7 separate regions of the Homo sapiens genome follow, and regions 1, 2, 3, 4, 5 and 7 are each linked to region 6. Evidence: chromatin loops called from intact Hi-C (ENCODE). Cell type or tissue: ascending aorta. All regions are shown on one strand.

The links. Hi-C counts contacts between places; a loop is a spot of excess contacts. Peaks named below come from ENCODE experiments on the same cell type or tissue, not always from the same donor. Only the 100,000 strongest peaks of a DNase experiment are listed, where the experiment ranks them.
Region 1: it touches region 6 in a loop (2.0-fold over the local background); 5 of 110 quality-filtered maps call a loop at or near these places.
Region 2: it touches region 6 in a loop (3-fold over the local background); 10 of 110 quality-filtered maps call a loop at or near these places.
Region 3: a loop joins it to region 6, with 3 times the contacts of the local background. A loop is called at or near these places in 12 of 110 quality-filtered maps.
Region 4: a loop joins it to region 6, with 3 times the contacts of the local background. A loop is called at or near these places in 46 of 110 quality-filtered maps.
Region 5: a loop joins it to region 6, with 3 times the contacts of the local background. A loop is called at or near these places in 6 of 110 quality-filtered maps.
Region 7: it touches region 6 in a loop (7-fold over the local background); 82 of 110 quality-filtered maps call a loop at or near these places.

Annotation. Positions count from the first base shown.
Region 1 is chr9:13,703,934-13,707,933 of GRCh38, reverse strand. No RefSeq gene overlaps it. Among named protein-coding and RNA genes, the nearest start is that of LINC00583, 220 kb to the left of the region's middle. In ascending aorta, no CTCF peak of the experiment used is centred here; a DNase peak (open chromatin) is centred at 1,743; H3K27ac peaks cover 1,307 bases.
Region 2 is chr9:13,031,967-13,035,966 of GRCh38, reverse strand. It overlaps the pseudogene LOC100130801. Among named protein-coding and RNA genes, the nearest start is that of SNORD137, 61 kb to the right of the region's middle. In ascending aorta, a CTCF peak has its summit at 1,588 (motif pointing left); a DNase peak (open chromatin) is centred at 1,586; H3K4me3 peaks cover 955 bases.
Region 3 is chr9:13,568,583-13,572,582 of GRCh38, reverse strand. No RefSeq gene overlaps it. Among named protein-coding and RNA genes, the nearest start is that of LINC01235, 140 kb to the right of the region's middle. In ascending aorta, no CTCF peak of the experiment used is centred here; DNase peaks (open chromatin) are centred at 1,806 and 3,935; H3K4me3 peaks cover 1,165 bases; H3K27ac peaks cover 2,986 bases.
Region 4 is chr9:13,445,347-13,449,346 of GRCh38, reverse strand. LOC105375977 (a long non-coding RNA gene) reads right to left here. Exons shown (of 4, transcript XR_929484.3): 3 at 2,754-2,877. Among named protein-coding and RNA genes, the nearest start is that of LINC01235, 16 kb to the right of the region's middle. In ascending aorta, CTCF peaks have their summits at 2,053 and 2,252 (motif pointing left); no DNase peak of the experiment used is centred here; H3K4me3 peaks cover 79 bases.
Region 5 is chr9:14,011,000-14,014,999 of GRCh38, reverse strand. All of the region lies in intron 2 of LOC101929507 (a long non-coding RNA gene), which reads left to right. Among named protein-coding and RNA genes, the nearest start is that of LINC00583, 85 kb to the right of the region's middle. In ascending aorta, no CTCF peak of the experiment used is centred here; no DNase peak of the experiment used is centred here.
Region 6 is chr9:14,351,485-14,355,484 of GRCh38, reverse strand. The region is part of intron 1 of NFIB-AS1 (NFIB antisense RNA 1); the gene reads right to left. It also overlaps a transcript of NFIB not described here. Among named protein-coding and RNA genes, the nearest start is that of NFIB-AS1, 36 kb to the right of the region's middle. In ascending aorta, a CTCF peak has its summit at 1,816 (motif pointing right); a DNase peak (open chromatin) is centred at 1,834; H3K4me3 peaks cover 2,751 bases; H3K27ac peaks cover 3,844 bases.
Region 7 is chr9:13,425,433-13,429,432 of GRCh38, reverse strand. The region is part of intron 1 of LINC01235 (long intergenic non-protein coding RNA 1235); the gene reads left to right. Among named protein-coding and RNA genes, the nearest start is that of LINC01235, 3.9 kb to the left of the region's middle. In ascending aorta, a CTCF peak has its summit at 1,720 (motif pointing left); no DNase peak of the experiment used is centred here.

The DNA.
Region 1 (4,000 bases), 650 kb after region 6:
GTCTGGGTAAGAGCAGGGCATTTTTGCCCTGGATGTGAGTCAGCAGTATTACCATATAAGCAGAGTCGTGCAAAGGGTGCTTTCAGTTCCCTTTCCATGTGGGCTCAGGAACTTATGTTTCTTGGCATATAATGGAGGAATAGTCTGATTCATTATTTCCCCAAAGATAAAGCCATTGTTGAGAACCTTGGGATGGGCCAACTTGCCTTCTGCTGTATACAGGGAAGTTTACCCCCCAGGTTATTTACAATGAGTTATAAAATCAAATATTCAGAATCTTCTTCCTAGTAAATCATCACACATATATTTGCACGCTATTCTACATACACTTGTATAATAAACTAGGTAGTTTTACAAAATCATCCAAGATTCCTAACTTAAGGGAGGTAAAACAATTAATGAGACAATTGTGTTCAATTTTACTACGTGGTTGGAGCCAAAGAAATACATGGCACAACCAAGAGACCTGTCCAACAGTGGGCCAGTTCTTCTAGGCTGGTTTTGCTTACTCCTTCTATGGGCATTTGTTATAGACTTGGAGTAAAAAGTTCTTAAGATGAATAACAGTAGCAGTAGTTACGTCTGTTTCAATATCTACATGTATGTGTTATTTACGCAGGCACTCTTTCTCAGCTCTAATTTCATTACCTGTAACTTAATTGCATTTATTTCTAATATTTTTTTCTATAATACAGAATTCAAATCCTAGCTTTACTACTTCTTAGATATGTGACATTGGCAAATAATTTAGATTTCCAAGCCTCAGTTTCCTTATCTATAAGTTGGAGATAATGCCTCATGGAGTTCTTATGAGGATTAAAATACGAAAGAAAGTGTCTGACAGGGAGTAGGTGCTCAAAAATTGCTGATTTTCTTCTTTTTCTACCTCTTACTGCACCCCATTCTGCTTAATTTTTTTTTATGTAAGACATACCTCCGTGGTTTCAAAACATCTGGCTGAAGGGTGAAAATGAACACAATCACCCAGGTGTTTGGCCTGCATGATGACAGATATCAAACACTTAGAACCATCTGGGTGATTGGCATATTTTCTTTTTCACTTTTATCCAGATGTATGTGGATATAGCCTTGGCCAAAAGGAAAAAAATCACCAGAGTTTTTCTTAAATCCTAAATTAATACTTTTTCTAAAAAATACTATTATTTGAATATCATTCATTTATTTCTTTTGAAAGTTTTCTTGTTCAAGATGCTTTTGAAATAAGATTGTTGCTTAATTTCATTTCCTGTAACCTAGGAATTTTTAAAAAAGAAGGAAATGACTCCATAGATTTCAAACCCCTGTGTTTCTATTCAAGATAATTAAGGACAAGAAACACTAAGTGGTGATTTCAAGACACAGAGTTAGATAGAAGCAGAGCTGGGACAAAAATTGTTGCTTGACATTAAGCTGAAGACACCTGTTCACTACTGCCTATCTTTTTTGCATCTATGTCACATGCATTTTTACAAATATGCACAAAGAACCACATACAACTAACTTTTATACACATAGGACACAAAGATAATTCTAATTTTCTTCCTGACAGTCATATTACTGTAACACAACTTTTTTTCCAAATATTTTTTGAAACTTGCTAGTAAGCCCAAGAGAATAAACCAGGCTTCACTGTACTCAGTCACACGTGCATCCAGTAACTGCACTCTGACATCTGCCATGCAGGGCATTGCTTAAATAGATGTCGTACTGAGATCTGGTATCCCGTGAGCAGCTGATGCAATTCTCCTCAGTCACAGGGATGAAGCTTGGATAACATTGCTGGCTCTGAGAAATCCCCAAGTCACAAAGAAATGATTCCATTGACCTAGCGGCTTTGCACTCCCAATACAACATGTTCTTCAGCAGCTTCCCAAGGGAGAAAATAACGTGAGAGTTTTTAAGAGTGCTGAAAGCTTCCCCTCTAATCAGCCTGTGTGGATTCTGCTAGCATTCCAAGGCGTCTCAGACAATCCCTGGAAAACTTTGGGGACTCAGTGAGGTTTTCTAAACATTTTTTCTGCCTGAAGATACTAAAGATAAGCAGCTTCACATAATTACATTGTTATTTCAACACGAACACAACTTATCGACTGCCATTTCAGTCTCAAAACAACTGTACATCTCAAAGAAGCCCTCCCTTATAAATTCTCAACCCAACAGGGTATTGCTTTTGTCCAATTATTTTTTAGGGTTGGGGGAAATCAGAAGACTAGCATATCTTAAAGCATTTACTTTAAAAACCTCTGTTCTGCTTAATTCATGTCTAAAAGCTGAAGTGGATGGCTGGCCTCGGGTGAAGGAAGAACATTCCTGATGAATGGACTTGTCAGTCATGTGACCAGCTGCAAAACAGTCTGGAATACAGAGATTATCAGCAGTCAAAGGTTATAGTGGATGACTGTGCTGCAGCAATTGCTAGGATCCTAAGTCACTAAGACAGGAACCTGACTACCAGCGTTGGCTAAGCTGGAAATAGCCCACATTTGCAGTCTAACCAGTGGTATTATGAAGTCAGTTTGTAGCCAAATGTTAAATTTCAGGAATGTTGCAAACCCACCGATGTTACCTTGGTAGCTTAAAATTTACACCATAGTTATTGGCACATGCTACAAAGAAGGGCTTTTGATTCCTGGAAAGCTGGTTGTTAAACCTTTATTAGCACATCACTGAGCCAAACAAACCTGACTTAAAATCCCATCTTTGCCACCTGTGACAGATCAACTTGCAAAGGCAGCAGTCCTCTGAGACTTAGTGCTGTGGTCTCTAAATTAGGAAGGATAATAATACCTATTTCAAAATATTATTGTGTGATTAAATCAAGCATTGTGCTTAACCAAGTTTAGTGCTCATCAGATGTATTATTCATTTAATAAATATTAATAGAATACATATTTTATGCTGGAAACTGTGATTGGTGCTAGAGACACAAGGGTGAATAGACTGGCAAAGACCTCAAAGTAGACAGGTAGCACAGATAGATCAAATACTAATTACAATGTAGTATGAAAGTGCTGCAGTATGAGGTGGAAATGGTCACAATTGGAAGAGAGAGGGAGGAGCCATCATTGTTAATATTCCTTTTAAAGAGTTACAGTAGTCTGTGATGAGTGAGGAATATTTGACCAGCCATTTCTAGACATGATGAATCATGGATCTTTTTAGATTCAGAAATGTAGAGATCAGGGCTTCTGGAAATATGTGGAAAGTAAGGCAACATTTTAGCATTAGAGAAATATCTACTTGTAGATTGTGATTATAGGAGCATAGCTCTCTATCCCAAAATTTAGTCTTCATTGCCTGCTATTCAACCATTACAGTAAATTCCTTGGGTCTAAAAGTTGTTGTCCATTGAAATTGCCCTCTAAAAGGCAATATAGTTTCCGAAAGGCATACGCCCTACTGCATTATTTTGGAAAAACCTGTAATTAACAGGGATGGGCAAAGAAGTTAACATTCCTTCAGAGTTAGCTATGATCAAGGCATTTTACACTGCTATCTTATGTCATCAAAACAACATTACTAAAAAATAGATACTGTTATCTCCATTCTGCTGAAGATAAACTGATACTCAGACAGTCTAAGTTATGAGCCCAAGGTGGAGCTGTGATCCAAACTTAAGTTGGCTAAATTATGAGCATTAAATTGATGTTAATATTTAATTATAATACACTTACAAGGTCCTATCATGAACTTTATTTTATAAATGAGAAATTTAGGGAACAGAGCTTAGTAAGTTTCCAATAAGAGGCAAAGTTGGGTTCAAATCTACAACTTTTCTCATCAATACCATACTGCATGTTTCAGTTACCACTTTAGCAAGGGACAGTTAACAATCTAATGAGTATAAGAATCCTTTCTATAGGATGAACTCCTCAAAAGAGACATTGATAGCTAGGGGTTAGAATGAGAGACTAGAAGAGAGGAAAGGGGTCTGGGGGATAAGAAGGCTTCAAAGACAACTTAGTCCTGTCCCAGTATTGGCTGAAGGATAGTGATCATA
Region 2 (4,000 bases), 1.3 Mb after region 6:
AGGGAGTGTGGCTCTGAGAACACCTTGATACTGGACTCCTGGACTCCTGAACTCAGAGAATAAATTTCTCTTGTTCTGATCCACCCAGTTTTTGGTATTTTGTTATGGAATTCCTAGGAAAGGAACACCACCACTTTGAAAAATGTTGGCAGTGTCTTGTAATATTAAACACCTACAACTTCCCTATGACCCAGCAATTCCACTCTTAGGTATTCACCTAAATAAAAGAAAGCATATATCCACACAAATACATATATAAGAATGTTTATGGAAGCTTTAGTGATAGTAGTCAAAACTGGAAACATTTTAAGGATTTACGAAGAAAACGAATAAAAAATTATGTTCATATAGTTGAACACTATTCAGCAATAAAAGAATAAAGTACAAATGCACTCTACAGTGTGGATGAACATCAAAAATATATTGGGCAAAAGAAGCCAGACACAAAAAACGCATGTATACTGTGTGAGTCCATTTACATGAAGGTCAAAGTCAGGTAGAAGTGTTCTCAGGTAATAGAAACCAGTGAGGGCAGGGACTGGCCTGAGAGATCATGAGGAAACATTCTCACGCATTGGAAAAGTCATGCGTCTTGATTGTGGCAGTGTTTTACATTAGTGTATACACATTTGTCAAAACTCACTGGATTATTTCCTTAAATGAATACACTTTATTAAATGTAAATTATAACAAAACATAAACCTTGGAGCAAGCCCTCGTATATAATGCTTGCCTCAATCAAAAAGAAAAGAAAACCCCACTTTAAAGACTGAATTAAAAACTTCTATCCCCATTCCCTTTCTTTCTTTCTTTTTTTTTTTTTTTTTTGAGATAGGGTCTCTCTGTCATCCACCCAGGCTAAAGTGCAGTAGCGTGATCATGTCTCACGGCAGCCTCGACCTCCTGGGCTCAAGTGATCCTCCCTGCTCAGACTCTGTAGCAGCTGGGACTACAGGCACAAGCCACCATGCCGGGCTACTCTTTCCATTTTTTAAAACTGCATTAGTTATCTACTTTCTAAACTCACTTTTAATTCTTAACAGGTAAGTGATTATCATGTAACTTATTTTTGTTCTCCAACTTTTCCAATCTGCACTGAACGTAGCAATCGTCTGTAACTGTCTACTTCTTCTGTATATGTTGGCAAAGGCTTAGGTTTCAATTTCCCTAGCTGAGGGGATTATAATGACTTAGGACACCATTTGCTCTCTTGGTTATTTTGCTTAGGAAGGATAGGTACTTGCAGGGGCCAATGAAGGGCAAAGTAAAAATAACTATCCTGAACTACAGATACACAATTTAAACAGCATTCAAAATGTTCTTCTAAAAAAAAAAAAAAAAGGAGTACACAGAATTTGGCCTGTCACAGAACAAAGAAAATACCAGCTTCAGGTGGACAGTACCCCAGTTCCGTTCTGACAGCTTCTTGGCAACTGTTAATATGTATGGAGCTTGAATGGATGGGTAGGAGGGAGGATCGGAGGGGAAACAGCAGAAGAATGGGGGCAGAAGAGGAGAGGGAGGGACGTGGAGGAGCCCAGGGATCCACACTGCTCAGCTGCTTCTGGGTTTACGGTGCAGCGCGAGCGCCATCATGTGCTCATCTCTGTAACTTCAGCGGAAGAAACGCGTTTTTCCCCGCCACTGCATTTGAGGAATGGAAAAATAAACCAAAATCGTTCATCGGGCCTGAGAAACCTTGAGAAGCATATTACCCTACGGTTGTTTTTTCATCGAAAAGTTGAAGGATTTCTGACATCTCAATTAGTAACGCATCTGGAATGTTTGCTCTCCAGGTACCTATTATTTGTTCCTTCACTCATCAAATATTTATTGAACGCTATGTGCCAGACACATACAAGCAGGAGAAAGGCAGGCGTGGTGGTCTAGTGGGGCAGACAGACATGTGAACAAATGGCTACAGCAGTCTGATAAATATTCTAATGCAGGAATGAAAAGAACATCTGGAAGCTAAATGAGAGCATTTAATATTTGACAGAGACGTTCAGTGCTATAATCTAATTATTGTATTGAAAACCTGTGTTGATCCTATTACTTGTATCACTTGTCCATAACCTCTTTAAAATCTGGCTAAAATTATTAATTGGTTGATTGATTCAAATTATTTATTGAGAGCCAATTATGTGCCAGGTACTACCGCTGTATCACTATTACTCGTATCAATTTTGTCCATAATCTATTTAAAAATCTGGCCAAAATTATCAATTGATTCATTGATTCAAATTATTTATTGAGAGCCAGTTGTGTGGTAGGTACTACTGTTGGTGCCGAGGGATACAGATAAAGATGGGAAAGACAGAAAACAGTTCTTCTTTTGTTAAGCTTAACTTCCATGTGTGGAAAGTGAACCATCAAGAAAAAAATGTTTTCTGTCTGTCTTTGATACAAAAGCCATTTTCTTGTTTATTGCCTGTTTATCTATGTTATTATTTCCTACTTTCCCTCTATAGCGTTTATTCCCCACTTTTTCTAAACAGTTGTTTCAAACTATTTCAGGTTACACTGAGAGTTTAAACAAGCATAGCTTTCTTAATGGCTTTGGAAAATTTACTTAACTTCCTATTGCTCAGAGGAGCACCAGGGTTTTAGTTAGTAGTTGAGCCATGAAGTGGGAATTTGGGAGGAGATTTCTAATCCTGGCCCTGTTATAGTTTCATTTGTCTGGTTTACCTCCCAATCTCAGCTTTTCCTGGCCACTTCAGGGTCATGCATATAATAAATATTAGGGCCAGGCGCAGTGGCTCATGACTGTAATCCCAGCACTTTGGGAGGCCGAGGTGGGCAGATCACGAGGTCAGGAGTTTGAGACCAGCCTGACCAGCCTCATGAAACCCTGTCTGGACTAAAAATACAAAAAATTAGCTGGGCATGGTGGCGCACGCCTGTGATCCCAGCTGCTCAGGAGGCTGAGGCAGGAGAATTGCTTGAACCCGGCAGGCAGAGGTTGCAGTGAGCCGAGACTGTGCCATTGCACTCCAGCCTGGGCGACAGAGTGAGACTCTATCTCAAAAATAAATGAATAAATATGAACAATCTCTGATAATTTTAGACTCAAAAACAGCAGGTAGTAGGAAGCTGGAAGAACACTTGTGTTCATACCCAGCCTCTAGGCCTCAGCGATCGCAGCGTTCAGGGAGAGCGGCAGCCTCCCTCCCTGAAGTCCCATGTGGAGATGGCCCTGCTCCAACAATGAGGCGCCGGAGCGGGAAAAAGGAACTCCTCTAATGACATAAAACAAGTGAAAATTTATATGATCAGATGAGCTAACAAGCTTGAAAAAAAAATGTGATCTTAATGAGCAGAGCATATTTGTTAACAATGATTGGGAAAATAAACCTGCTTTATGGCTATGTTCTCAAGGCGTTGCGACTCTTCACTAAATCATCCTTGTCTCATCTTGTGTTAGGTTGTTCACTTCCATTGCTCACACGTGCTCAGCCCACACAGTTGGTGTGTATAATGGGGTCATATACTACCGCTGAAAAAATTCAGAAAGTTCTGCTTCAGTTCTGCTTTTGCCAAATCACTGTGGCCTATACGTCAAGGAAGAGGGACCTAGGAAGCCCAGAGTTTTCCATTACTTTCCCTACCAAATCAAAACACAACCCAACGCCCATGCTTGTAAGCATATCGGCTTCCGGTTCAGCTTCTTTGGAAGATTCTTTTCACTTCCACTGACATTTGCAGGGAGAATTATATTAAACTGAAGCTAATAAGACCATGTGTTACTTCATATAAAATATAATTGTAAATACAATCCTTGGCAACTATTTATTTTACCTCCAGGTGTCTCGAGTGTTAAGCACCAAACTATCTTTATTTTCTTTATGAATTTATAGGAAAATGTCTTTATGGTCACAGTACCATTTTGAGAGAAAAGAAAAAAATCTTTCTTTAAAACAAACAAACAAACAATTCTTGTGGTCAATAATTGAAATTATTCTCTGCCTAAATTGCTCTATATTTACATGACCTAAAA
Region 3 (4,000 bases), 780 kb after region 6:
CCACTACACATCAGATCTGAATACAATGTGTTGCCCTAAATTCCTTCAGCTTGAAGAAGTTCAAAATCAATAGAAGTTAAGATAGATAAAATATGAGAAATGAGGGAGAGGGTGGTGTCAAAGCTCATTCAACTGTTTGGATGGAGCCACTCTGAATTAGGGAAAAGAGGAAGAAGGCCAGATTTGGTAAGGCATTGCCAACACAATTCTAATGTAAATAATAATTATTATAACTGGCAATCATATAGCCTTGTGTGGTTTACAAAGCAGTAACACAAATAATAGTTATAATAATGAACATTTGTATAGTGATCTAAAGTTAATAAAGATTAATTTGTTCCTTACAACAAGCCTGTGAATTGGCAAGAGTCAATATAATTTCATTCCCATTTTGCAGATGAGAAACCCAAGTTTCAGAGAGGCTAAAGGACTTTGAAAAATCATTTGAAGGACATTTTAGGTGTGGAAGTTCTGATATGCTATGCTATGGCCCATCGCCTATTATACTCCTTCTTCTAGTATTGGAAACACATCAGAGCTACAGTGAGGAATACAGGGTAATATAGCTCTTTGGCTTTGTGAAATAAGCAAACAACTGTGAAAGTCAGCAGTATTACCAAAAGTCTTCCACATTACTTGGAAGACTTCGCATTACTTGTGAAATGCTTGTAACAGTTACCCCCAGCTCTAGCTCCAGCTCTAGCTTCCTGGGTTTCTTCAATGTAACATGGCTCCATCCAGCAGAAGGGGGAAACCCCTGAATGTTTAGCTGGATCCTTAATTTCAAAAGCATCTTAGACATTAAGTTGTTTTTGTTTTGTTTTGTTTTTTTCTTGAGACAGGGTCTCTCTGTCACCCAGGCTGGAGTGCAGTGGCACGATCTTGGCTCACTACAGCCTTGACCTCCCAGGCTCAAGTCATTCTCCTGCCTCAGCCCCCCAAGTAGCTGGGACTACAGGTGCATGCCACCATAACTAGCTAAGTTTTTTGCATTTTTGGTAGAGACAAGGTCTTGCCATGCTGCCCAGTCTGGTCTCAAACTCCTGAGCTCTAGCAATCCACCCGCCTTGGCCTCCCAAAGTACTGGGATTACAGACGTGACCCACCGCGCCCAGCCAGATGAAGTATTAAAATGACATTTCTGACACAATTTACCTATGTTTGAAAAACATATAAGCAGCATGTGATAGCTATTAATTAAATATTGATTTATTAACACACAGGTCTCATAGAGAATAGCAATTCATGGATGAACAAGCCTTGGAAATAGTGTCAGACTTCTAGTTAGGTACCATGAGCAACTTATAACTTGCATCATGCTTGTGTTCAAATAGAAAGGAGTAACTTTCAGTTCAGTCTTGTGTACCTTACAGTGGATAACTAGAAAAGAGGAGAATGAACTCAGAGAAAAGACAGGGTTGGGTTGGGCACAGTGGCTCACGACCTAGCACTTTGGGAGGTCGAGGCTGAGATCAGGAGTTCAAGACCAGCCTGGCCAACATGGTGAAACCCTGTCTCTAGTAAAAACAAACAAACACACAAAAAGACAAAATCAAAATTAGCCAGGTGTGGTGGCTCGTGCCTGTAATCCCAGCTACTTGGGAGGCTGAGGCAAGAAAACCACTTGAACTCAGAGGTGGAGGTTGCAGTGAGCTGAGATCTTGCCACTGCACTCCAGCCTGCGTGACAGAGTAAGACTGTGTCTCAAAAAAATAAAAATAAAAGACAGGGTTGAGTCTAAAAACATGACATAATAACACTGGCAGTGTACAGTCTGTTTCTGGGAATGAATTTCCTGATTTTTCTATCTCATTCACATGGCTGGCCCAAATGCTGACTGTGAACCCTGAGAAGCCTAACTGGACATTTGTCATAAACTCCAAGTACACAGACATTCTTGTATAAGATCATGGTTATTGCAAGACGACTGGTACAATTAAAGCACTTCTGTAATTCTACGTGGGAACCTGCTGTGTCTAGTATTATAAGACAGGTTTTGGACTCCAGATTTGAGAAGTAGATGACTAAGAAATACTGGCAAGTGCTAATTCCTGTCCCTGGATAAAAAAAGACCATAAAGGCCCCAGATAAAATATGATGCTGGCTTATTTTTCAGACACATTTTCTGGAAATTTGTGATCTCCACCAATCTTAAAAAAAAAAAGAAGAAGAAAAAGTAATGTCCATTTCTGGATCCTTGGGCCAGGCTCCCTTAGTCAGTTCTCTATTTTTCTTACCACCCAGATACTAAAACATTTGGCATACGTGGGATCATAGTGTTTCAGAGCTGGAAGGGAAGCTCTCCCACCCTGGTTTTATCTGTAGGCTGGATAAAGGTTTGGGATTTAGCAATAGGCTTTGCTAACTCAGCTTGTAAAAATCACATCCTTTATCAACTCCCCAGATGGTTTAGATCATTAAAAACACAACAAAACAAAACAAAAGCCCTTCAGAGTGTACACTGTGAAGATATTCTCTAATTTCCAAGAAAAATAAATATATGTCGAATTTCTCACAGATTTCTCACACTCTCTCAGTATACAGCCAGAATTGTTGTGGTGAATGGAGAACTTAAAAGCATCGTTTTTGAAACTGCAAAGCCTTGTGCTGAATACTTAACTTCCAACAGCCCCTTTGCCTTTCCAGCTTGTCCATCAGTCCCCAATTCCAAGTCAGTATTTATCTATTGGAGCTTAGCTTAAACTGAAAAGTGGATGTCTTTATTCAATAAATTTGGGGCAACTGGCTCTCAATAAGCAACAAAAACAAAAAGGCTATTTCAAGTCAAAGAGACCTCAAGAAACTATCCCACCATCTGCTGGGGAGAGAGAAATGAGCCTGTGGGCCAATAGCTCTTTATTGAACAGAAGAAATAGTATTGTCATCTAAATTTTCTGCAACACTCTTTGGATCAAAATATTATAATCACAGCAAATAGATGCAGCAAATAGATGTGGCCACACTTAATGGATACTCAAAGGGCCAAACCACTGCTCACTTTGGATCATTTACTGTCATTTGGAAGTAAAACTGGGGGGCCGAGGGGGCTGGGGCTGGAGGGAGAAAGGGAGACCTTACGTTAAGCTGGCATGCACCAGTGGATAAATGGCTGGCATTTGCAGAGCTGCATTGCAGGGGAGCTTTTAGCGGTTTGCCACTGCCAGCTGATGTCTCTGTGAACATCAGTGCCAAGAAGCCAAAAATGAAAGCAGGTGCAGGGGCAGAGGAACTGAATGTTGAGGGCGAAGGGGAGGGGGATTCAGCAACAGAACTTCTGTTGTTAAAAATTGGTTGCCTTCATTAAAACCTAAACAATGCCTCACTTTAAACTCTGCATAACATTTTTAGCCCTGCTAGAGTCCTGCACACACACTTAAGACAAGCCTCTTACATTTATGCACTAGACTAAGAGACTCTTTTTTGTTTGTCTCTCTCCAAAGCTGTGGATTGTCTGCTAGACGGCTGAACTCCGATTAGAGCAGCTTTCCTTCCGAAGCCAGGAGCATCTGCTTCTGAAAGTGCCCCTTTGCTCCCGTCTCTCCCAGAGTGCCCCCTCTTCAGAAAGTCCCACTTCGACACAACCAGGGCCTGGGAACAGGGAATATTCCTGAACTCGGCGTGTCTTCGCCAAGCAGTGTCGCCAGTTCAGCTCTCTGAAATGCTGCTTTCCGATGAGAAAACAGACGGGACTCAGTGTCGCCGGCGATTTACATTTCCCTCAAAAGCTCTATGTTCCTGCAACATTGTTCCCCGAGCCCACCGTAAGTGACAGCAGGAAAAAAAAACAATGGGAGTAAGCGAAGAATAAAGGTAAAGGTTCAAGACCAACAGAGAGAAGGAACTAAGGCTTGCCACGGGGCACATTAAAAATGAAGAATAAAACAGAAAGACATCTGCCCCCTCTGCTGCCCAGCACGGCTGAGCCATTTCCAGCAGTGACTTCATCAGTGACCAGCCCAAACTGGAGAATGTGAAAGTCATCTTTCATAGAGATAGGACA
Region 4 (4,000 bases), 910 kb after region 6:
AGAAATATGTATTCCTCATCCCATTTTACCCATGCTCAAAATAAACGTATAAGCTAGTGGGGTAGATAAGCACAGAAAGAAATATGTGCCAATACTTTATCCCTCCCAAATTGATTAACCAGTCTCTACTGGAACATTTTCTGTGATCTGCTCTCATCAGCCTCTGCCTCAAATGTACAGGTAGTGTTGATCAATTTCTCTATCCAAAATAGCACTCCACCTCTTTATCCTTTTCTCTTTATAGCACTTAGCACCTCCTGATATATTGCATATTTTTGTTCCTCTATTTATTGACTCCATACCCCTCAGCTACAAGTGAAAGCTCTGTAAGAGCAAAAACTTTATTTTGTCCACTGCTTTATTTCCTCTGCCTAGAAAAATACCTGGTACATTATAGGTGTACAATAAATATTTACTGAATAGATCAATTTTTAAGAAGTTTATTTTTGCTATTGTGCCCAAACACGCCATGCTTATTTAAGTCTATTTCACTTCAATTTATAGCTGGATTCATTTTGTGTTGTATTTCACTTTATAATAGTGAAAGAAAGCTATTTACATCTCATGCTAATATCTTGACAGTGAAATCAGATGCCAAATGGCAACTTCTTTCTATTAATCCTTGATAAGTATGCTAAAATTACATCTAATATCTTTAATGTCTTTTCCATATGACAGCTTGTCAATTACTGGGAGACAGTTATCATATCCAACCCTACTAAACCTCACCAATATTCTCTTATTCAAACTAAAAGTCTGCAGTTCCTTAAACCATTTTTCATATGGCATATCATGTCTCTTCATCATTCTTGCTACTTCCATTCAGTTGTGCCCTGATTTGTCAAAACCCATTTTGAAATGCGGTGCTCAGTCTTGAACATAATGCTCCAGTTGAATTTTCTGCAGCATAGCATAGAATAAGATCTCAACTCCTTTTCCCACATTTCTATTAATGTCTCCTAAGGGACTCTTACTTCTACTCTTAAGACATGCTTTCCTCTTTTTTGTATCTTCAATATTACAAAATATTTTTTGAATATAAAAATGACTATTTAACAGTTGGTTCAGTCCAATCTCTACCAGCTAAGCCAGGAGGAGGCAGCTGATCCCTGAAGGGCAGAAAAAAGCAAGCCTTGGGGAAGCAGGAAATAACTAGCCAGCACAGAAAGGTCTCCCGGTGGGAAGGAGGAAACTGTCTGCTGCACACAGTGTAATCGTTTGCAAATTATAATGTCTTCTACAAACACATCTCCCAATAAGAAACGAGGCTGCTCATTCAATACTGACAAGTGTTTAAGGCTATCTCCACAAGATACCAAAACATCTGGAAGAAGAGAGGTGGAAATCACCCAGATGTTTGAGGAATGATAGGGTTGATATTGCAGCTAGTTGCAGCTGCCATAGTCCTTTTTGGCATTTTTACAAGATCTCATTGAACTTCTTATGTTTCTTCAACATACCAGTTTTATAACATGTGTGCACTCACATGCATACACACACACACAGAGAAAGAGAGAGAGAAGTTGTGAAAGATTTCCATAGCTTTTCTAACAGAAGGAAAGGATTTAGATGTATATCTTCAGGGTATATACATTAAGGAAACATGTCAGTGTGAAAATACTATTTACACTTGAAAGATGCAATAGAATTTGGATTTTCATTTGTCAGTGTCTTCCAATGTTCAGAACTGCTCTTATACCAGAAACATGTTGGTTCCCATGATGACAAATATCAAGTGCCTATTTCTAGCACTTTCGGCTTTTATTTTGTCAGTTGTCTCATCTGCAGCTGCCTGATCTCTAAGGTTCTCTAAGCTGTGATCCATGATTCTGGGAGTCCATAATACAGAATTGTGATCTATCACTACTGTGGTTATGGCTTTTTATATAAATCTAGCCCCTAGGGAGAGTTCATACAATGAAATATTAAATTAAACATTTAAATTATGTTCTTCCATAGCATTCCTATTAGTTGAAGAACTACGGGAAAAAAACAGAGACCACAAAGAATGATATATGGATCTGTTTCCATAAATTTACTTTTCTGTCAAAAATTGTGTAGATTCCCTTTATCTTTCACTCTGAGTTATAGTCAGTTTTCTGTTGGAAAAGAGACAGATCGCAGTGGCTAACTGCAGGATTTTTTTTGCCATAAAAAATCATACTGTGATAATTAGGAATATTTCTAATGCCGCTGAGGAATGGAAAGTAAAATGAACATATTGCTTTGAATTAAAATATGGAAATTTATAGCACCACCTATTGGTTTCAAAATAAATATTATTTTTTTCTAGTTTTAGTAATTATAAAGAATAGTATAAAGGTGCGTTATTATTATTTTGAGATATATGAAGATTAATATTTTTAGTTCCTAGTGATGCTATGGAAATTTTTTTAAGCAAAACTCATATTCAGGAGTTATGCCAACATGACTTTTTAAACTAATATAAATTAAAGCTGTTATATGCCAGGGAAGTAAAATAGAACTGGGATTTTTATGAACACATTACTTGTGCCATGTTATATAAAAATTTTTAAAACTCCTTTTGATTGCTATTCCTAAACTGATGATGTGTGTTGGGCTCCGCTTTTTCTGCTGTCCAATTGCAACAGAGGAGATAAAATACATCTGGTCTTTAATTTCTCCATTCATGTCTTCTTCCCCTAAAATCTGGAGAACACGCTGAAAATCTCTCACTAGAATAAACTCTCATAGCATTGGCTATTTTAGATTCTCATTCAGATAGTCCTTACCCTTTTATTTAGTCCAACTTCTATAACAACGAAGGAGCTGGCGCAGGAATCTTGAAACAGTGTCCTCTCCGCTCCGCTTCAGCCTGTACCACTCTGCATTATTTTCCAGAATGCATGACCCCTCCTAGAGAACAGAGGAGGAAAGAGCCATTCTTTCCCTTTCCCACACGTTAGGAAGCATATGGACAATACTTTATGGAAACTCCCTTCCCCACCCTCGGGAGAACTGAGTTTATGAAAGGATCACTTTCTGGAATAGAGCTTATGAACACATTTGTCTCTCTGACCCTAATTATTTTACATGGATTATTTTTAAAATCAAGTTGCCCTTTTTTCAAAACTTGAAGAGAAGTAGAGGCCTTGAGGCCATCAAAATGACATCCTGGCCCTAATATGTGCAGTAGCCAAATGATCTGGAAAACTGAGCTCTATACAGAGGCCCTCTGAATAGAATTGAAGGGAAAATGATCTAATTTAGAGTGCACATTAAACACAGGTTTTAAATGGTTTCTTTTCATTTAACCAAATACTCACTTTTCCAAAATGTCAACAGGCATTAAAATATGAAGGATGACTAAATGTGGAAGCAGAGGAAAAGAAACAAAACAAACAAAATAAAAGTAATACTTGACTCTAACAATCACAAGAAATTAGATTATCAGAATTGTTAGGCCGAACTATATAAATTATATTTTTGTAAGTCAAAAATGCCAAACTGTAAATGTCACATAGTTCATTCTAATATTAAGTGAAGAGAAAAAGAATTCAATTATGTTTAGAAACAAAAATGAAAGACACAGAAGAGAAGAGCCAACAATGCTAAACATCATTCAGATAGTGATAGTTAGCATTTTAGGCTTTCTTAACCAAAATTGTGAATGTGGTTCACCTTAGCTCCCTCATGAACTGCCTAGTGCTAATTTCTAATCATGAGCACTTGCCTGTACTTTCACTCCAATGCACTGCTTCTCACCCAGTTTCTGATGGGTAGTTTAAAAATGTCTATGTTTAGAACTACCTGTCTTTTATGTAACAGAATTTCAAGATGGGATCTATGATCTTCTTTGGGGATTAAAAATAATTGCAATTTTATCTTTTTTTTTTATTTTTAGATTTTAAGAAGGTTAGGAATATCCACAGCCTGATTAGACTCGGAATCCTTCAAGACCCATTTCATTTTTTACTTCCCCATATTCTAAACAGGCTTCCCACTAAGCAGCCTTCACATCCTCCCTGCGGGTCTTACT
Region 5 (4,000 bases), 340 kb after region 6:
GTTTTAGAATTGTCTTAAAAATAAGTCATAATTAAATACATTAATAATTATTAATTTATTTATAATTAAATATATAAATTAGATAAAATTAATTAGAATAAGCCTTAAAATACCTTAAGAAATCTATTTAAAAATGAATTTAAATCATATCTGTGAAATTCCTGAAGTATAGTTGTAGAACTTGCATGGGGCTCAGTTTTAAATGTTGGTGTGCTCTTGATGTAAAAAGTACTGTTTGGTAATACAATCATCACAATCAATTTTCTTTGGTATGTGATATGGCAAGAAGAAATGATAGGATTTACCAATCTATGCCCCAAAGGGACTTATCTAAGTAATATTTCTGTTCTCCACTGTTTGATCCATTTCTCAGAAAAGTAGCTAAATTTTTCTTACATTGTTGAATATGCAGATGTGAACCACCAATTGCTGAGGGGCACTCTTGAGGGAACATGTACAGTGGGACAGATCACTCACTCCCTTTCAGGGTCATATTGGTTCAGCCCAATGAAGAGATTTTGTGTTATGTGCAAGTTGTCATGATGTACTTTTTAAAAATAGTGTCACTGACACATATCCACTAAAATAAATTAACTTGTCTATCTTGACTGACTCACATTCTAGAAACAGCAACTTCACATGCCAGTGATGATATGAGCCATGGGGATGGGTAGGAGTGGGAACACACCAGCAAGAAGATGGCAGTGCCAGAGGCCTTTTAATAGTTTTTAGCAGAGCAGTGCAGAGGTTATGAGAATAAACCTGGACTTTTACAAGCCTGGGTTATAATTCAAGCTCTGTTGCTTTCTGGATGGGCAGACTTAATTTCTTCAAACTCAAGTATTCAGACAAAAAATACAATGGGGAAGAATTATAACTTTCTGTTGTAAAGAACTAATGAGTGAATGCTTGCAAAATACTTAGAGCAGCATGTTGCACATAGCCAGCTCTCAATAAATGATGGCTATTATTATTGGTAACTCTTTTAAAACTAAATGTTTGGTCTCTTGAAATATCTTAAGCAGGATGGTTTCAGATTGTCACCTGCTCTTAATTGGTGAGCAGGGCTGCCACCCCAGGCTCAGATTTAAGCTGGTACAGACAGCCCTAGTGAAAATGAGCCTCCACATCATTAAATCTATAGTTGAAACACTTCTACTGCACACTTGAACACTTGAACACACACATTTCATCTTTCTTGGCTATTTGGACTTATTAAGCATTTCTGTAATACTTGTTTTCTAAGTTGGCTGCTTCTCATTAGCGTTTCCTCACATCACCCCATGTGAAAGATGAATACAACAGTCCATATTTTACAGACTAGAAAATTGAGGTACAAGTCAGCCTAGTGTGGTTTGGCCAAAGGCACCAGAAAAATAAGCCCTGGAGCTCCAGAATGTCTCACTATTGAGTTATGGTTGACTTGATGAAGGAGAATGTTCTCCATAGAGATTCAGAGCATTCAAATAAAACACAAAAGTGATGTCCTCTTCTTTGCCTAAGAGCAAACATACTACCTATAGTCATAAGATGGCAGCCAGAGATACCACTGTAAGATCAAATCTGATCAAGTCGCTTTTCTATGTAAAACCTTGTTCTGGCTCTCTATGACCCCAGGATAAAGTCTATCTTCTTAATGTGGCATATATGGCCTTCCCTGTGCTCCTCTGCCTCCTGCTGCCAGCCTCATCCCTCACTACTTCTGTCCTCACTCCAGCCATGCTGAAGACTTTCAGGTCTCTTAATGTGCCTTTGCACATAAAATGTAGAAAAGAACCTGGCTCTATCTTATTTCCTCTCCTTTAGTTGTATGTCCCCGTTTTCCAAGAAGTCTCCCTAGATTTCTCAAGGCTGGATGAGTTGGCCCTTCTGTATACTCCTACAGTACATGAGATTTATACCACTGATCTCACTAAAACTGTATTTTAAATCAGACTATCCCATGAGCCTGTTATCTCCTTCAGGACAGTAATTATACCTGCTTCATTGTAGATCCCCAGCTCCTAGCGCAATGCCTGCAAACAGTAGAGATACAATAAATACTCTTTTGATTGTATGAATGAGCAATATGCCTTGTGATTTGACATTTTCCATTTCACAAAATGGATAAATACTTCGTGTCAGACACTTTGATAAGTACTAAAGTACAATACGCTATGGCTTGAAGATTTAACAGTGGAATTTCTGGCAACTGCCAGGAGGGAGGTGAGGTGAGCTATGAAGCCTATTAGTGTGGGTGTTTGCATTAAGATATATCTCAACCTGGTCTCTTGGTCTTTAATAGGTATTGTCCAAGTGACCATATATTATAGTTATCCAAACTGGTACAACTTTGACAGTGGAAGTGGGCAGTATTGATAATTGTATTTTGACAATACGCATAGACCAGGGCTATCCCAGCAAAGTGAGTGTGCGGTCACTCTAGGTATATGGATTGGCCTAATGTGCTGTTAGTCCTGAGCTAAATCCCTGGTTTAACTGATCTATCTAATGGACTCAAAGCTGCTGCTGGGTGAGAAATCTCACAGTTGTACTGACTGAAACAGCTAAGAGACATGTAGCAGTGACTTTGCAACATATGGCTTGACAATCCTCTTCCTGAGGTAGCTCTAAACATAGTGGTAGTTATATCTCAGTGACAGTAGCAGGTGAGAGTGGCCGTTAAGCAGTAGTTCTGTCACTCAGTAAAAGTTTTGACACCTGGATTTGAACATGAAGGATTCTAACTGGGGAGCTGAAAGATTTCCAGATCAGCCGAATTGCTCAAAGCTGCCAAGTTGGCCTGAGAACCTTCTTTTGTGAGTGAGATATGAATGATAGTTGAAACTGCTTCTTAGCTGGAAAATGCAATTTAAGCATATGTTTAAAAAAGCAATAATTAAAATATTACTATTTCAGAGCTCTTCGGTGCTCCTGAATCCATGGCTTTGCCAAATGCTTAGCTGTGCAGAGGGTGATTATCTTTCAAGGCCAGGATAGTAGCTCCCCAATCACTGCAGTGTAGCTCTCAGCCTTGGCATGAGCTTAGGAGGTGAAAGAGGAGGACTTACATATTAGCAATAAAGGTGAACATTTCTAACACCTAGAAAGTGTTGAAATTCTGGTTAGCATGCTTATCTTGTTTTGGCAAATGTCCTATATTAAATGGAAGGTGGCATATTCCCTTTATTAAATTTCTGTTTTCTTTTCTGATAGGATTTCTCCAAATTTATGTCCATTATTTATGCCTAGAAAAAATTAATAATTTGTAGCTAACACATTCATTGACATAATACAATCTTAGTTACTGTTGTAATGGTTTTGGATAGGAGTTAGAAATTCCTTTGTATTAACAAAAGTTTAGGAAATGTATTACTGTTTAAATATTCCACACAAATGAACATAGATGGAGATAGCAAAATAAAAAACAAAACAAAACAAGACTCTGTGAAGCTGGTTGAAAGCGTTCACACCCTGAGATGTCAGCTTGCCATCCCATCTTACCCTTTATTTAGTCTTAATGTTAGTGTCTATTTTTTTTAAGACTGAATTGACCCTAGGTGCGTTTATAAAATGACATTTTAAATTCCCTAATTCAAACTTCTAAGTCAGAGCTATAATGTTGCTTTAGGGGTGAGTTCCTCCAGGAGGAAAACAGCAACAAAACAAAATATTTAAAAAGGTCATGAGTCAATTGTGCCAGTTACGTGCCATGTCCCTTTTGGGAAAGAACAGTGCACTGTGTGCAGAAAAGAAAGTGACCCATTGCTTGGTATAAAGAACTGTAATTGATGGGATATCTATGAGTATAAAGTATTTGGAAAGCAAATTGTTGTTTATACTCTTTATGACTTTCCCTGGCCAAACAACAGTAGGTATTTCATGCCAAGAAGGACTGAGGGGTTTAGAACAGGAATTAGGAAGGAAAAGTCACCCTTCCAATGAAGGAAAAAAATGGCACTGGGTGGGATGTGGTGGCTCACACCTGTAACTCTTAACACTTTGAGAGGCCGAGATGGGT
Region 6 (4,000 bases):
TATCATCTTGTTGTATTGGTTTGCTGCGCTTGCCATTACAAAATACTGCAGATTGGGTGGCTTAAACAGCAGAAATTTATTTTCTCACAATTCTAGGGGCTCAAGTCTGAGATCAAGTTGTCAGCAGGGTTGGTTTCTTCCGAGGCCTCTTTCTTTGTAGATGGCTACCTACTCCGTCTTCATATGGTCTTCCCTCTATACATGTCTGTGTCCTAATCACTTCTTACAGGGACTCCACCAGTCATACTGGATTAGGGCCCACTTCATAATAACTTAAGTACCCCCTTAAAGGCCCTATCTCCAAATACAGTCACATTCTGAGGTATCAAGGGTGATTTTGGAGTGGCACAGTTCAGCCTGTAACACAGCTTTTCCCTTTGGGGAGGGGTGCAGTGTTCCAAGTCACTGTGCTTACTCCAACCCAAACATGCTCACACACACACAGCATCTCCCCATCCCTGAAGCAGGGGTCGGTTGCTATAGGTCATCTCATTTGTGCTGCTGTTCTTCCTCTGGTTCGCTTCTCTCATTTAGAGAGACCTGCTCCTCCCCTGCCGCACAAGGAATAGTGACAGTGTTCACAACAGGACAAGGGCTACACACTCCCTTCACATCTGTAAAGCTAAGGTTGCTGTTCAAGTGATCCTTCACGGGACAATCCATTTCTACACACACACACACACACACACACACACACACACACAGAGTACCCATTACATAGAGATAACCATTTAAATGCAATGCTGAAGGAAAAAATTGCCATGAGGTATAACTGACTGCTCACCTCAGAAACTAGATTTGGAGATTTTAGGAGAGAAAAACCCTCAGCGACTACATAATTATTCCCCAGGGCTGATCCCACTTAAAAATTCACCTGACTGTACAAGGGATGGCCCTAAATTTCAATGGAAACCCAACCATGTAGCCCCTTAGAGAGACCGTACTCTCAAATTGGTCTTTGTACCTATTTGTAGAAAAATGTTAGCCAGATTATAGCTGAAAACTCTGCTAATTCTGGGGAAGATTTTGGTCTTGTGCCTGGAACTATTGAAGCATATATTCACACCTACCACATGTAACACTTAGTAGCAGAATTTCCAGCACAATACTTTAGTACTTTATTTTTAAAAGAAACAGAGCAGAGACTGAAGCCCTGTTCACTCTGCAGCTTTCTTGCAGGAGGCTCCACAAAAGGTGGTGGTGAGGGAGGTTCTGTGCTCAAAAGAGCTATTTTTTTATTTTTAAAAGGAAAGGAGACACTAAAATCTTTGCTCACAATTAGGGAACTCATGATGCTGAAACATAACATTTGCACCTGCCTGTAGATTGAAAAAATAATGTCAAATTTGCAAGGCTCTGAGAAAATAGGGTGCGGTGTATTAGTGATTTAATCAATCCCAATCAACATTAGAGTTCAGACAACACCTTACAGACATCTTACTGTAACCCCTTTGGTTTTTAGAGAAGGAAGGGGAGGTTGGAACATTTTAAGTGATTTGCCCCAGATCAGCTCTCCACCTAAAATGCAGGTCTTTTCTTTCAGATGAGCGTACTTTCCACTGCACCAGGCTACTTCTAAACAGGCATTGTCCTGTCAGCCTCAATTGCATGCAAAAAAAAAAAAAAAAAAAGACAAAACCCCTCTCGCTCTCCACTAGAGTCTCTATTTGGACTCTAGAACGGACAAAGCAACGGCTATTTCAACTTCAACTCCCTTAGCAAATGGAAGAAAAGGCATCTGACCCGTGGACTCCTCCAGCTGGTCCCCGGGTCTCACCGCCTGCGGGTCTCCACGTCAGCTCGCAGGCATCGGCGGCCAGTCGGACACCAGGGGGCGCAGCAGCCTTTGTCCTGACAGGTATTGAAGAATGAAGCCAGACTGGGCCGTCAAGAAAAATCTGACTTCCCTCCTTTCAGTTTCTCTCATTGGAACCAGCCCACTCCCCAGCCCCCTTCATTCGCCTTAAAGCCATTTTCTGCTTCCTCCTCATGCTCAGATTCTCAGGGTGCAGGGATGCAGCAGTTCAGAGACCCCTCTCCAGGAGCTCCCCCGCTCTGCCAAGGACACCCTAGCAGTGGTCCACCATTTGTTCTCACTTGCAGGCCTCTGAACTCAGGATGTTTTTGGCTATTCTTCCTGAATGAAGAACCCTATAGAACAGGACCAGCTTCCCAGAAGAACTGTCACATCTATCCTCTAATATCCCTCCCCTTTCCACGCACAAAAACAATCACAAATTAAATAACATGTCTGGGAAGCTCACGCGGCCTGGACCTATCCCTCACCACCCTCTGTCTGCCCCTACAGTCTAAGGACAGCCTTTGGTAGTAGCTACCTACCCAAAGGGACAGGCTGCAGCACCTTCACCATACCTCTGCCATTCTCACCAACCCATGGTGCACCCCAAGCAGGATAACTGCCTCCTTGTAACCCCACCAGCTTGCCTCTGTGTGCCCTCCAGCAGAAAGAAATCCACTTGACCCTTGCCAAAGTCTCCTGATTCCAAAGATTCAGTAATAAATGAGCATCCTCTTCTACTTTAAGACATACTCCTAACCCTGCCCCTATAGACACAAACGGACACAATGCAAACCCTCAGATGTCAAAAACGTACTCTTTCACAAAGACTCCTGAAACTCCTCTGTTCCAGAGGGAAAGGCTACAGGGTCCTTCCTATGCAGGCCTTTGAAAAGCAGCTGTATGTTTACATAGAGAGATTCCAAGTTTACACAGTCCTTTCCCTGTCTGTTATTGGAGCCTCTCAACAACGCTGAGAGATAAGCAGTGAAATCTAAAGCTTAGAGGCTTGCCTCAGGACCAGACCTAGTACAGCGTAGAAACAGCACTGAGGGCCCGGGTGACAGAGCATGGAAACACTTGCTTGTCCAATTGCACCAAGGCCTGGAAGAAATGCAGCCACCATAGAAGATCATCAGATTACATACACTGAGGGAGCCTGTGGTCTCAGGAGCCAGGCAGGGGCAGGAGGAACAGTGCAAAAGAAGCGGTGATGTCAATTCTGACCCGACTCTTCTTTTTACCTGTGGCCTCGCTCACTTCTTTATTTCCACGTTCATCTTAGCTAATGTAGAGTACCGGGAAGTGCTGAGCCCGGAGACAGGTAGCCATGGTTTGTTATCTTGGTGGTGAGCCTCCCAACTCCACACTCATAAAATAATGATAACATCTATTATATATACAAATACATCACCAAAAAAAAATGAAAAAATCAGTGTAATTCCAGGAGACGGAGCAGGGTAGGAGACTTTTACTTTCATTTTATGCTGTTTTCTATTATTTGAAGTATCTGGATTTACGCATGTGTTCCTTTTATGATTTTATTTTTAAAATTTTATTGGGGTTAATGATGCTCTTTAGCGTTGCTGCAAAGATGACTTATGTAACATATCTGGCATGGTACGTGGTCTGGTGCACAGTTGATGCTCACTCAACAGTAGTTTATTGTTAGCTATATACTTCCGTCAGAACTGTGGGCAAATGGGACCTCAAATCAAGAGACCCGGGGTCTGTGGCACACTCTGCTCTCAGATCCATGTATGCCTTTTAGTAAGTCAAGTCCCTTGGAATCTATGTAAACATAGTAGCTGCTTTTCAAAGGCCTGCATAGGAAGGAATCTGTGCCTCAGTTTCTTTATCTGTAAAGCAATGAGACACAAGCCACTTGATTTGAAAAATGGTGAGAAGGACAGGACAACATGCTCACCACCCAAAATGCCTGAGATACCTTCTAAAATTCAGTCACAGTCTTTGCAAGGGAGGCTTCTTAAGTTTGAGTTCATCAGACAGAAACTCTTTCTAGGAGAAGTTGTCATCTAGGATAGACAGAAAGGGCTGGAGATAGCTGAATAAGTTCTAAAGCAAGTACAGAAATTAAATCAGGAAACAATGTGTGAACAGTATAGGGCCATCAGCGTAGGATGGGAGGTGAGAAAAGAAGGTTTGAGGTGTTCCTTGAGTGCAGTTGGCACCACGATCATT
Region 7 (4,000 bases), 930 kb after region 6:
GGCACAAGCTTATGCTAGCACCATATGTGCTAAAGAATTTGAGCCAGGAAACAACTAGTATCTGGACGTTATTTACAATTTAAATTTAATTTTACATTATTATTCAAATGAGAGCTTATATATAAGTCTCTATTAAAATTAATGCTTCATATGGAATGAAATTTCACCTAAAATTATATTTTTAATAGTGCTGGGGGGTTTTGTTCCAACTAGATTTCAACCATTCAAGAAGTATAATACAGCACTTTTGGTCCTTGTCTTTCAACTGTATGAGAGGTTCATTTTTCGTTCTAAAAAGTTCTCTCAGAAAGAATAGCAAAATTAATTTTGATTGGAAGGCCCAGAAATCAACACAAAACATAGACCAGGTCCAACAGATTAAAAAGCATAAGTGATTTGAGAAAATACACACTTCCTGGAAATAGCACAGAACACTGTCCCCACTCAGTTAAAAAACACCTTTTTTTTCTTTCCAAGAAGCTCCACATGTTTTGTGAACAGGGGAAGTGATTTTGGTTTAGCATTTAGTTTGCCAATTGCAATGTGGCATACTGTCCCCAGAAAGTGGCACTTCTTTATGTACTCAGAACACAATTAACCCTATTATTTCTAGTATGCTTTCAGTGTAGCCTTAAGGAGTAATCTTAAATCTATCGGTGACGATCGGGTAGAGAGCTTAATGTTCATCTGTTAATCCGTATCAAAACAGAACACTGCTTTCTTTATCTTTTAGAGTAATTTTCTATTTCAAGTTTGGTAAGATTTCATGTCTTTAATATCATATATTTAAATATGCAATAGTTTATTTTTATGTTTACATTAGGGAGGGGAAACATTTAAGTGAATCAGAATGATTATTTCCAACTCTCTCTTCAAACTTTCTCTTACCTAGGGGGTTTACAACTGAATTCCGAGGCTGGTTGAGAAGTACTACTATCAGAGTAATCCTTTCCCCGGCTGTCTGCTAGGTTATCTGCAGATAGTTACAACTGCAGTTTATGTGTACATTATATATTAAGGTTTATTGAGATAAAGATAATACTTGGTGAAGTGCTTGGAAATTATTACTTATAATCCATTTTAGCTTAAACCTATTACAAAAAGGAGAAGTATATTTTAAACACTAGGCTGTGAATAACTGCTTTTTAAACTATAGCTGTGGAAATGAACTTGGGGTGAAGGGAATATAAGAAAAATCAATATGCTATATTTCACCACAAGGACGGCATCAAATATACCCAGAACATTAACTACAGAGGATTCTTCCTCCTGGATTAGAGATAATCAAACTTATTATCAACCTAATACATACAATTTTTCTTTTGAAAACTTCAAGTATAATTCTAGGTCAAACATCTTTTTTTGCTTTCTTTTTTTATGAGCTGGAGGAAGAAGCTGCTTTCTTTCTTGACTTGCAATCAGTCTCAGAAATGTTGAATCATTGCCTAGGTACATGAACTCAATTCTGAGCAGCTTTAATTTACAGCAGCCAACATTTCTATAACATAAGCTCTCTAAAAGGGGCCCACAGAAGAACCAGAAATCTGTGGTTGTGTAGAAAGTTTAATGGGAATGGAAAATCTCCACGTTTACACGTCTATTCTTGCATATTAATATCATTACATTTAAACTGTGGTTTGATTTCAAACATTGAATTAATTAAGGGAACTTCCAGGTCGAGTTATAATGCCAAATCAAATGCCAACAGCTCCCTCTACTGGCTACTAGGGGAAAACATTTGATCTCTATCAATCAGAAATTTGTTTACTTATTTAAAAAACATCTTCACCAAATTAAATTTTGATTAAAAAATGGCTAAGCTTTTTGGTAAACCTGAAAGATGTTCACTTATAATGATAGCAATACAAATGCTAAGAATTTTAGAAGTGGATAGTTACATGAATTTTCTCGAACTCTCGGCTTCAGGTGATCCGCCAGCCTCAGCCTCCCAAAGTGCTGGGACTACAGGCGTGAGCCACCTCTCCTGCCCAAGTTACGTGAATTTTCTAACATCAGTAAACAACTTCTGCCCTCTCTAAAAAACATCTGGTCATTCCCTTGCCTAGTACCCTCTATTACACAGAATTTGGGTTAGGGTTAAAATATAATTAAGGTTAGGTTTAGGGTTGCATTTTCTCCAACCTGACACAAATATCAAATTTGTTTTCCAGAAGCTGAGAAATCTTAATGGAAATATCAAATTTCTACATGATGCTTCCTTGTCTCTTGAGCTCTAAAAAAGACAAGAAGAAAATAAAAAGAAGTATCTATTGTTATTTCATCGAGAATAAATAGATCAGTTGTAAATTGTTTACAGTTTTGAAGCAAAGAAACATTGGATTCTTTTATTTAAACTCTGATATTTGATGTAACATGTAGTTTAGTGAGGGCAATAAATGTTAAAAATGTAAAAAGTAAAATGCATTTTCTTCTCAAAGTCCTTGCCCAATCCTTCTTGGAGACTACCCTCCACCACCTGAAACAATCAATCTATTTGGTTTCACTCATTTAGAGTTGTCTCTCCCTCAAATCCACCACCCCCACAACTCTTGGCCTCCTTTTCACACAGCCATATTCCCTGAACATAAATGGAAAATGTAATAGCACACTCAGAAGTTTTCAAATCCCACTCATTTCAACAAGTGAGACTTGACAAGGTTGATGTGATAGGCTCATGTGAGAGGTTTTAGAATTTTGACGTAAATGCACTGTGAAGGAAAACCTTTCTTTTTTTTAGAAAGGAAGCAATATAGCCCTACAGAGACAAGATCTTGCTCTGTGGATGTTCTCTGCCTTAACGATGAGGTCTTTCTTCCACCGTACCCTCTTACCGTATAAACTTTGAAAACAAACTTGCAATTTTGTTAAAGGTTACCTAGATAGAATATTTCACTCCTCTCTTTCCCTTTCTGTCTCCTCACCCCAGCCCCCCATACACTGCCTCAAAATATATGTATCCTTCATCTTTGAGAAGTGAACCACTTTTGTTTAAAGAACTATCCCTGCATCTTAAACTTTGTATCTTAATTTAGGAAATTACTGATTTCTTAAAGCATCCATAATTGTTGTCATAGCCACAGAGAATCTTTTTATGATGAGTTCTTCCTTGTTTAACAATGTAATTATTGTTGAATTACAGTATATCCTGGCATGCAACCTTTTCAGGAATGTTCTTATTTCATGAATTCTTTTAAAATACGAATTCTCTTTTTAAAGTTGAATTTTTCAAACATTAAGTTAAAACTGTAGCTTTGGCGTCAGACAGGTCTTCTGGATTCAAACCTTACCTCTGTCATTTATAAACTGAGTGACTAAGGCAAACCACTTAAACTCAGTGATGCTCAATTTCCTCATTTGTAAAAAGGGAATAATGGGACACCTCTACCTCATTGGGTGGTTGAGGTTGCCTTGAGATAATATATATATAACATGCTTTAGCAGAATGCCTGGTACATAATAAACATCCAATGTTGCTATTCCTGCTCAATAAACAAGAGAAGGTCTTATGGGAATGGAACAATGTAACTGATTATTTTATTTCCTGGGGAAAAATATGCACCATAGTAATCCAGCGAAGCTCTGAATACTGATGACTTTGATCAGAAAACTGAAAAGTAGACACTATTTGAAATAAGGATTCAAGACTGGATGCAGTGGCTCGTGCCTGTAATCCCAGAAGTTTGGGAGGCCGAGGTGGGCAGATCACTTGAGGCCAGGAGTTCACGACAAGCCTGGCCAACATGGCAAAACCCCGTCTCTACTAAAAATACAAAAAAAAAAAAAAAAATAGCCAGGCAAGGTGGTGCACACCTGCAGTCCTAAGCTACTCAGGAGGCTGAGGCACGAGAGCCTTGAACCTGGGAGGCAGAGGTTGCAGTGAGCCAAGATTCTGCCACTGCACTCCAGCCTGGGTGACAGAATGAGATTCTGTCTTAAAAAAAAAAAAGAAAGAAAAAGAAAGAAAGAAAGAGAAAAGAAAGAAAGAAAGAAAGAGAAAGAA